Linked DNA regions of Mus musculus: region 2 is linked to region 1. A link is a loop called in an ENCODE intact Hi-C map of the cell type or tissue named here. Cell type or tissue: left cerebral cortex. All regions are shown on one strand. Each heading gives the region's core, and the rest is flanking DNA. Links, peaks and the distances in the headings are about the cores only.

What was found. A loop is a pair of places that touch in the nucleus more often than their neighbours do. Peaks named below come from ENCODE experiments on the same cell type or tissue, not always from the same donor. Only the 100,000 strongest peaks of a DNase experiment are listed, where the experiment ranks them.
Region 2: it touches region 1 in a loop (2.1-fold over the local background); 3 of 42 quality-filtered maps call a loop at or near these places.

Annotation. Positions count from the first base shown.
Region 1 is chr8:89,569,413-89,574,789 of GRCm38, forward strand. No RefSeq gene overlaps it. Among named protein-coding and RNA genes, the nearest start is that of Gm26331, 17 kb to the right of the region's middle. In left cerebral cortex, for the core only: a CTCF peak has its summit at 2,626 (motif pointing left); DNase peaks (open chromatin) are centred at 448 and 2,599.
Region 2 is chr8:89,308,262-89,313,638 of GRCm38, forward strand. No RefSeq gene overlaps it. Among named protein-coding and RNA genes, the nearest start is that of Gm35542, 91 kb to the left of the region's middle. In left cerebral cortex, for the core only: no CTCF peak of the experiment used is centred there; DNase peaks (open chromatin) are centred at 446 and 2,386.

The DNA of each region.
Region 1 (5,377 bases), core at 185-5,184:
GGGCAGATTTGTGATGCATTCTTAACCTCGTGTTTTCCCTTTCTGGGGGTTTGTCCCAGGGGAGGCATCCTCACACACCTTGTGGACAATTAACGTTACCCAGAGAAAGAAAAACAAAATCAAAATATTGGAGGGGCTGGTGGGCATCCAGCCATGCCAGTTCCCACCATTCTTCTGCGGAGCTGTAGCTGTGTTCAGTGGTCGGATCTGAGAAGCCACGTTAGCTCTTGGCTGCGTAGCTGCCGGGTCTGGCGCAAGCTGATGAGATGTGATTATCTCCATGCAGAAATACCAGGGTGGTTGGGAGATAATTTGAAATGAAGTTAAAAATGAAACGGCACTAAAGCTTTTCTCCCTTGTGTCAAAACAACCACATCTTCTCCATTCCTTCCTTCTTCCCCCTTTCACTTTGACGACACTGGTTCACACTGGGGGTGGAGACACGCCTTCTTGCAAACTGTAATCCTTGGCTAATTTTAAATTTCAGATGATTCTGTTTGAAAGACAGCTCTAAGTTTCTATCAAAAAAAAAAATCAGCTTCCGGAGATCACAGATAGAGGTTGCCATGCTGGCTTTACTGAGTAAGCCTTAGACACTGCTATGACTCACAGACTCGAAGTTTCATTTTTCTATACTAACACTATTCGGGTATGAATAGCATGCCTTGATAATAAATGACATTCGGTTGCAAATGTCTTTGAACTTTAGCTTAAAAGAAGTGAAAACAGATTTAAATACATTTCAAATGTTAAACACTATATTTATTGAATCATTGCAAATGGAGTTACCGCGTCAAGTGACAGGTTTTTTTTAAAGCTATGTAAATGTTTCTTTCTTTAAATAGATGTATTTTAGTGCGAGGTATATGTCTAGGCACTGTCTAAGCTTGCAGCAATAATTCTCGATTTACAAAATCAGCAGTGAGGGTTGGGAATTCAGCTCAGTGGTAGAGTGCTTTCCTAGCAAGCACAGGGGCCTGGGTTCTGTCCTCAGCTGGGGGGAGGTGGGGGGGGGCGACAAAATAACAAAATCAACAGCGAATCTTGCAGTGAGAAAGAGTCCATTGCAATCATTAATATTATCCCTCTCTGTGCACACATGCAGTAATCAGATCCCTCGATGAAAACTTTTTAAAATTCTAAAGTTTGATTTCAGGCTTTGCCTTGTGTGTGAGTGTGTGTGTGTGTGTGTGTGTGTGTGTGTGTGTGTGTGTGTGTGTGTGTGTGTAAAGTAGCTGAGTTCTTCTGCAAGCTTCAAAAGTTCCAGCCACATTGTTGAAAACGAAGTTTGAAGTTATTCTGAACAGGGTTGTACAGCTCTTGTGTTCACTGCAGAGTTGGGGGTGGGTGGGGGTGGGGGTCATAAAAGCCGAATTCACTGAGGGCAGAGGGAAAGTCTTTAGAACTCTGTCCGCCCCAGCGCCATCAGTCAGTTAAGAGGAGTATCTGCAGGGTGCCCCCCTCTTCCCTTTCTGCAGTGCTAGGGATGTTTATGTGGATAGAAAGGGATGACAATTAGTTATATTTATCCATTCTGGGTCCATTTAATCCCCACTGTTTTCACTCCCATCAAATCCATTATCCCAAACAACGCTGCGTATGTCTTGATGGAGTTGCATGCAGACTGGCCTTGTTTACTCCGAGAAGACGAATTTTATGGCAACATTAAATACATAGTGAAACCTCACCAACGCAGGCCCTTGGCAGAGGGAAGTCATCCTTGTGGCTCCTCCTATCTGCCTTACCCCATTGCAGTTTGACTTGGTCCTTAAACTCTGGACCTTTCTCCCCCACGTCCCTACATTTTCTCCACAAGTTTTTTATTTATGGTCATTGAGTCCATGTGTTTCCAGAGGTCACAAAAAGCAACCCCATCTTCAAGCAGCCAAAGTCTTCTCTCTCTCTCTCTCTCTGAAAATGGCTTGATATTGATATTACTCCTAACAATTCAGGCTTTCTTTTTTAAGCCCAGTTTTTAAAAAAGAAAATAAAAGAGAAGAAGAGAAGGAGGGGATAAAAATGTAATAATAATAATAATAATAATAATAATAATAATAATAATAATAATAAAAGGAAGAAGAGGCAGAAGGGAGGAGGGGGAGGAGGACTCCCTTGTTTGTTTAGAAAGAAAATCTTAGGTGATCTTACTTACTTTCTTTTCTTTCAGCACTTCTTTGTCTCCCAAAGCGTGTTGCCTGCTACTATGGAAGCTGCAGAAGTGATTTGATCAGAAAATGCAGACCTGTGCTAGCTGACAACCACACAGTAAGGGTGAGGACATCATATGTGTTTGAAACTCCTGGTTTCACTAGGAAGAAAAAACACACTGTATGGCAAACTTTATTATTTAGGCCTTAACACACAGCCAGGACGAGTGGCTCAGACTAAAGGAAATCACTGCTTAATTCCACAAACATTGTTGCAGCCCAGGAATGGCACACACACACACACACACACACACACACACACACACACACACACACACACACACACACACACACACACACACACACACACACACACTCAAAACTTTGAGAGGTCCCCTCCATGAGTGCCATCCAAGCACACCAGTATCAAAACGTGCGGCGCAGCGCCATCTGCTGGCAGCAGGTGCGTCACCTAAATCGCCCCGGTCGCAGAGGGCTATACTAGGTAAAGTGTAAAGGGCTCAGAACCTTTTTCCGCTTGGGGTTCGGGCTGCTGGCCAGCCCTGTTTGCACAAAACCATAAAGAGTAGGCAAGCGACACTGTGTAGAGAGAAAACTGCGCAGGAGAAGCCGTTTCTCAAGGCCTGTTCAGTGTGTAAACCGGGGAAGATGGATAGGTTTGTAAAAGGTCCCCAGAGATCTTGGCCCAGGTTTCTAGCATTCAAGAAGTAGGATTTCTTTGTGTACAAACACAGGGGTACCTTTCCCCTTTCGTTCTGTCAGTCAGCAAGGTATCCGCAGGCCTGTCTTCACATCGTACTGTGTGCTCCGGAGAAGCTGAGCAGTTCCCAGAGATAGCATTGGGACCTAGGCCATTGCTTTCTTGTTGGCTTTAAAGGGGAAAGGGGACACCAGGCTGCCTTTATTCATCAGGTCCACGAACTCCCGGTGTTCCATCCCAAGGGCGGAATCTGAGATAGACTCAGCACTCATAACTGGACTATGTGGACCAGCAGACAGGCCATTTAAGGAAGACCCAACTCCCACCCCCGAAGTGACTGTGAATAGCACCTTATCCACAATGGCTCTTTAAGACCCTCATGCGGGCACGAATCTTAGCAGTTTCTTCTTGTCCAACTCTCTCCCACCTCACCCCAGGCACACAAAGCAGGCTTAGAAGCAAGGGCAGGCACAGCTCCATTCCCACCTTCCATGGGCCGCTTGCTCCTAGCCTGCTTGGGGTTTCTCTGGGCCTCATAGAAGACAAGCTGGTGGAGGGGGTGGGGGTGGAGGTGGGGGTGGGAGCTGGAGTGACTAATCTCCCCAGTTACTCTCCCTTTCCCCTCTCCCCAAACTGTTAGATTTTTAGAAAGGAATGCAGGACTTTAAGCCTATGTTTACCGGGATTAAACAAGCCAAGCAAGCAAATTTGAATTGCCCATAAGAAGCAAAGGTGTTTTGTTGCCACAAAATGTCCCTCCTTTCTGTTTTTCTCCCTCCCTCCCTTCTTCGTTCCCTTCCCTCTCTTTACCTCCCTCCTCCTTTCTTCCCTTTCTCTTTCCCTCTCTATGCTCCTCTCTTCCACCCATCTTTCCTCAGTACATCTCTCTCTCTCTCTCTCCCTCTCTTCCCTCTTTCCCTCTCTCCTCCCCCTCACTCACTCCTTGTTTGTTTCCTCCTCTTGTCTCCCTCCCTCTCTTATCTTTGTTTACCTTTTGCTTCTTTCCTTCCTCTGCTCCCTCCTCCTTCCCTCCATCTCTCTTCCTCCCTCCCTTTCTTCCTCACTCCCTCTCTTGCTTTCTCCTTTGTTTTTGTTTTTTCTCACCTCAGTGCTCTGTCAGGGCCCTCTAGGACAAGTCTTTAGATGGGAACTGAAGTTGACAGAGACAAAGTAATTTGCCCTGCTACGCAGTGAGGTCAAGGCAGCAGAGGCAGAAATTAGGTTTCTAAATTCAGTCTGGGGCTTGGTCACCTTTATTACCCCTTCTGCTCCAGGACAGCCCACAAGGTAGGGAACCCAGTGATGGAGCCGCCCGGCCTTACAGAGTCATCCCGGGGACCAAGACCCATCAAGTAAAATGGCACTCACTGGTAAGTACCCCTCTAGTCACCTGTAAGCAACCTCACCATTGTGAATTGTCACATGGCAAACCCTCGTCTTTTTTGGAAGAGCCCCAAACTTTTCCTTTCTGTGACCATTGTTCCAGTTTAAAGGTTTGTCTTTTTGTGTGATGCAAGTGTTTAGAGCCACTTGATAGACAAACCCTATGAGACTGCAGCTTTCAGATGCAGCAGGGATCACAGTTTTTTTTTTTTTAACCTGCTCCTTTTCTTTGGTTGAAAAGAATAGGAGAGCCTTTGGTTGGGAGCCATGCCTGAGCCTTCGGGATGTGGCACTAAAGACCCAGCCCATTATTCTGGAACTTCTTCTTGCTATGACCCATTTAGGCCCAGAGGCAGTGGTCTGGCTCAAGTACCAGGACACTGACCCTGCTTCTCAGGAGCTCTCCCATCAGCCATTGTAATCTTGCAGACATCAGTGCTGTGGGCTAAGCTGGCCTTTCCCTCATCAGCACCATTTACTCTCCTTCTTTAGTATGTGTATTTTAAATACAAATGTGATTTCAGTGCCCACTGCTTTGGGCAACCGAGGCTGCTTGACTACTGTCCCTGATGTCAGTAGGGCTCTGAGGACTGGGGTGCAGTTTTTCCTGCTATGTGCCAGGTAGAACTTCACCAACAAATGGTAATGCAAGGAGCTGGTTTTTGGAAACCGAGCATTTTAGGTCCAGATCAGATACAAGAATTTATCCCCCAGCTTGAAAAGAAGGAAGACATAGCTTAGACCTAGGAAGTACAGTCTCATAGTTTTCTAAGACACCAGAAAGAGAGGCAAGCAAGGGCATGGGGGAGGTGATTAACATTGTGTGCCTGCCTCCCTCACTCCCCTTCTTCATTCAGTCTTCCTTCAGACTCTCTGTATATGTCAGCCTTGAACTACCTTCTGTGAGAAAATAACAATGGACAGAGGGAGCCAGAAGGTTGGAGAACACGGCTTGCCTTTGTAAAGCCTCCTGTTCGTTGGGCCTAGTTTCCCAAGACCAGATTCTGTTCATATCCCTTACTCCATTACACACACATCAAACACCTGAGTGCTTGCGATTCTTCGCCAAAGGGGTCCATAGGAAGCCCTTGCTCTGCAACACGGCAGCTGCACAGAGGATTTCTTC
Region 2 (5,377 bases), core at 309-5,308, 260 kb before region 1:
GCAGAGAGACTATGTTAGGTGTGCAGTTGAAGTATATCAGTAGTCTCCAGGACCAAGAATGGAGTATCGGAACACACAGAAGACATTTTGGGGTTTGTCCAGTTTTATATTTTACATTCCTAGAACAGAGAGGTGCTTTAAGCAAGTATGAGGAAAACAGAGAATTCTCTACTTAAAGGTCCAAGTCAGCCCTGAGAAATGCCAGGATTTTAGCAACAAAACAAACTCACAAGCCTTCTCCATTCGTGAGAGTCAGGCTGGTTTCCTCTCAACAAGGTCGCAAGGCTCTTTGCTGGAGTGTCTCGGTCCAGCAGTAGATTGGAAAAATGTCCAAGCAGGGGACGAGAGTTCTCTCCCGGATGAGTTCATTTCAATAGTCACTGTGTTTCATCCGATGCAGCTGGTTACATTTTTAATAGGCAGATGGCTAATTTTACAGTTCCAAGCCAATCTCTCATTGGATAGCATCCAGAAAGCCCGTGGTAGGGTAATGCCCAGCAAAAAAGTTCAACAGGACACTTGGGGGGAACATATGCTAATGCCAGCCCTTTTACTTAACCGTCTTTAGAAAGAATATTCAGGGCTAAGCTGGGGGATTTTCATGGACGGGAGCCTAGCACCAGATGGGTGGCCAGCTAGGACATCTTTAGGGCCTAAGAAAATGCTCTTAATCGGGCTTAGATGGTCAGAGAATCAAATAGCACCAACCAGGCATTATCGAGTCATTTAAAACAAAACAACAAAACAAAACAAAACAAAGAAAAGAGGTGTACTCATTTGTACACATGACCCAGCTAACCAGAGAAGCCGTTTTCTCCTGTCCACAGTCCACGCTGTCATAAACATCCTAGGACCACCTCTATACTGCAGCTGCCCCTTCCTGTGCCTGACACATCTGAAATTGTGAATGTCCCCCTCTCCCCACAGCTCCACAGGTGACAGTCCCCTTCCCCCAGGGCCAGAGAGGGAGGGTATCCGTTGAAATGCAGCATTCTTCATTTTAAACTGTTTGGAAATCGACTTCTCTAAAGCAATGGGTATTTAGACATCTCAATTAAAAGGGAATTGGAAATATCTCCCATTTTGCAGGGCATGTAATCTAGCATCTCTTATTCTCTGTATAGGGACTTTGCTTCCCTTGTCACAGAAGGCTTTGAAATGTCCTAAAAACAATCTCCCCCACAGCACAGAGTGGGGGTAAGGGTGGGAGGGATTAAAAAAAAAGAACCAAGGCAAAACCAACAAACAATTTCTGGGGATGGTAAAAGTCTTGGAAGCAAAGTCCCTTGGTCTCCCCCCACGTGATGAATCGCCATAGGGTGCTGGAGAAGGATTTAAGACCCACAATAGCAAGCGCTGTTGTTTAAATGAAGCAAATGTTTACCTCTAAGCAAAATAAAAGATGAGGATCAGAAGGAAGAAGGGATCAAAAGAGCTTTCTCTAAGCAGATTTATAAAAGAGAGTGATTTTTTAAATGATTTCAACTCCTACTTTATAAAAATATTTTATGGGCCACTTTTCAGAAAATAACATGCTTCATGCCTCTGAAGAGTTTCCCTCCTCAGATCTCTTCCTGGAAATGGTGACAAGACTTTTATCCCCTGGGTTGCCTAGGAAAGACCTTGTTTGAAACAACGCAACACAATCAAACAAAGCCCAAAGCCAGTATCGGCACAAGGACATCAGGACCCCCCCCCCCCCCCCGCAGAAAATAACCTTCAAACCTCAGATTGAATCTGGAAACGCTTCGATCAGAGTTTCTTCCAGGGATCTGGGAAGCAGTTCATTTTCTTGTACCGAACAGGTTGTGAAAAGAGTTTTCTTGCAGAGTTTTTGTTTCATAATCAAAATAATTCAAGGGAAGTGAAGTGACTTTTCTTTTGAGATTTTTTTCCCTCTCTCTCTCTTTCTCCTGGTCAAAGTAGAAGGAGAAAGAGAGAGAGAAAGAAAAAAATCTAACCGAATCTAAGACTTGCAGACAAAAGTTATAAACAATAGGGAAAACCCTCAAAGATAGATTATAAATTATTCTGTCACTAAATTAAAGTATTAATAGAAGAGAATGTCTAAAAAATGTAAAATGAGTACTGGTTAAAATCACTCAAATCAGCCTGCCAGGGAAACTTCTTTCTCGGATTAATACCCACAAATACATTGTATCATTCTATTTTTAAAGTGTATTTTCACGAAACTTTATATTAACAGAACAGGAAAAAAATGTGGAAAGGGGGGAAAAATCCAAAAGACAAGCAGAAATAAGGGCAGTTTTTCAACTACAAGCCAACTGTTTGCTCCACTTTGCTTTCTTTAGCAGTTCTCAAGGTATTTAAAACTTGAACATTAAAACTGCAGAATAATTTGCAAATGAATGCAGTTGCAGTGCGAAAATATAACTCACAGCTGAATGTGGGTTATTCAGACAAATGGCTGCTTTGTTCGAGTAGGGGAAGTAAAGTTCTCTGTTAATTTATTACAAACTGCAGCATTTCATCCCTGATGTCCAGGCAACAATGTTTTTTATTTCAAGTAATTTATAAGCACTTCCCAGAGCACTTAGCAGCGATGTCCTTGGTTGTTTGGCTCCCAGAACCAGAGTGTATATGTATTTACTGTGGGAATTTGTTTTTAATAAAACTGTTGTAAGGCATTTTTATTCCTTTGCTTTGTTACATTAAAACATTCTCTGCATAAGTAATGTATTTTATCCCATGTTGAAAGGCAGCAGATCACAGCCGCCAACTGTATTGGAGGGGGGAGCTCAGAGTGGGGAGAGGGGGTGGCATAGAGAATGGGGATGGGAGAGGTAATGTTTAAAGGAAACCAGACCGTTTTTTTTTTTTTCTGCTGTTAGGTGTGGTCTCTTCCCAAGGCTCTCAGGGAAACAGCGATTAGAAGACCACCAGCCCCTTGGAAGTTTCCAGAAGTCCCAGAATGTTAACATTCCAAACTAAAATCCATTCAAAAACTGATCTCTACATTTTTGAGGGAAATCTACAGATACCCAGGTTTCTTGTGGATATTTGAGAATTACAATTTTATTTTACATATTTAGCCTATTTTTTTTTGAGACAAGGTTTTATTTTGTTTCCTAGGGTTTTCTGGACTTGTGACCCTCCTGTCTCATCCTCTTTCATAATACAACCAGGACCATGGTTGTTCATTACCACAGCTACCATAGCTTCTGTGAAACAAGATGAAATTGTGGTGCAACTTTAGCTCTGATGAAAGATTTAGGGAATATTCTAGAATGATCTTCCCCCAGAGGATGATGTCCACCAATGTCAAGAGTCTTTCCAGAGAATCTCTTCAGTGGCCTTGAATCACCCTATCTTCTCAAGAGAGGACGGGTAGGTGAAGTCACGGGCTCATCTGCCCATCCGTGCATTTAACCATCTTTTATGCAGTTTCAGTAGTCTCTAAACCTCAGCAGAGAGAAGAACGCGTGCTGTGTCTCAAAGAGCTGGTGCTGTAAGAAGCTAACAGGTCATTTCCACAAGCCTGTGTGTGCAGCCTAAGGAATGCTGTCTGTATAAAATGAATCACATGGTACTTTACTCATGAGCACAATCAGTAGACTTTTTGGCTCCAACATAAAGATTCCAACACTTGTAGCTTCCTGGCCGTATAGTTTGCACACTTGGAAGGTAATTTCCACACTTTTGCCCTTGCTTCAGCAGATATGCTATATGATGCAGTCCATCCCATGTTTGCTAGTGGACATAGCCGATAGAATCTTTACCTCAAGCCTATCTCAGGCCTTGCAGCTTCCTGATGTCTGAGGGTTATATAAAAACACAGCCTCATACTTATCTAGACACGTCCGAGAAGTTCTTTATAATTTTTAAATTGCTTTGACTTTTAAAAAGAATTTTGATGAGCAATGACTCTATAACAATAGATTTTGAAATTTATTGTTTAAGAAAACAAAAACAAAAACAAAAACAGGGCAACTGTTTGAACAAATTATCTTTAGAAGAACCTAGCTTCCTGCACCCTGTTCATTATGGCCACTAACTTCCCTAGGATGGAGAAATAAAGGGAACTAGAGATCACTGTGCCAATCGACCACAGGATAAATATTTATTATCCATGAACGAAGCCTGTTGGCCAGAGAGCTGGGAGAATCCAGGAAGCAGGTCTAAAGTGCCCAGCCTGCCATGCTTGCCCATCTCTTAATATGCTGTCGCTGTCCCTCGTGGAGAAGCAGTGGTCCCCTGTGCTTCCTGTTCTCTTATTAAAAGTCAACATAACCTTAAAAGACTAGCTTCCAGAGGCGTTCTTCACATAAGTGTTCCAGCCTTGATCTCTTCGGCCTTCTGTCCTGGTGGCCACATGAATGTATATATTGTAGGATCTTTTACAATTTCGAAGACCTATGGACAACAAGAGCCTTGATTGTCTTGCTTGACCAATGGGCAGGCAGGTTGTTTGGGAAGAGAAAAAGTGCAGGTGCTGGAACGAAGCATGGGTGTGGCTGTCGTTGGGTTTACAGAGCAGAATATCCTGCCAATCCTCTAAGCCCTTACAGGGTTCTCAAGAGACCCAGTCCACAACACAACCCTCCTCAGGGCTCCTAACAATGTTTGTTCTTTGAATAAAGAAAAGTGCCAGGCCGGGCGTGGTGGCGCACACCTTTAATCCCAGCACTTGGGAGGCAGAGGCAGGCGGATTTCTGAGTTTGAGGCCAGCCTGGTCTACAGAGTGAGTTACAGGTCAGCCAGGGCTACACAGAGAAACCCTGTCTCGGAAAAAAAAAAAAGCCAAAATTTTTTTTCCTTTCCTTTTTCCCTAGTAAATAAATTAGCTTAAGATTTGATGGAAGAAAAGAGAGTCTCTCTCTCTCTCTCTTTTATTTTTTTGGTGGGGTAGGGGAGGGAAAGAAAACATTAAGAGATAACACATCAATCTCTGGGTTGGCAGTGACAGCTGAGCATATTTAGCTGACATTGAAAACAATTATCTATCAATCAAGCCATCTTCGATTCAAAATTTGCCTAAACAAATATTTACCACGGATAACGAATCTCAGTGTTTTTGCAGGGTCTGGTCTGCCTGTTAGTCTTCTAAATGAACAGATCTCAGTTATTACTGCTTTCTGCCAAGCTAATTTTTAAACTTCATTTTAGGCATGTTCCTAACATAAGATTATGGTGTCTAACCCATGTGTCTCAGAATGCTGGGGAAGGACACATACTTAGTCGCCTTAAGGGAAAGGCAAGATGGTCAAGAGACTGAAATTCTGTCTCGCAGTGACCACTAAATACAAGGTAATGGAAGAGACCAAGCACTAGTGGCCCTTAGTGTGAAGCCCTGTATCTTCTCATTTGGGTGTTTTGGTGTGGGTCGTCCACAGCAGGTGCACAGTACCCTTGTAAA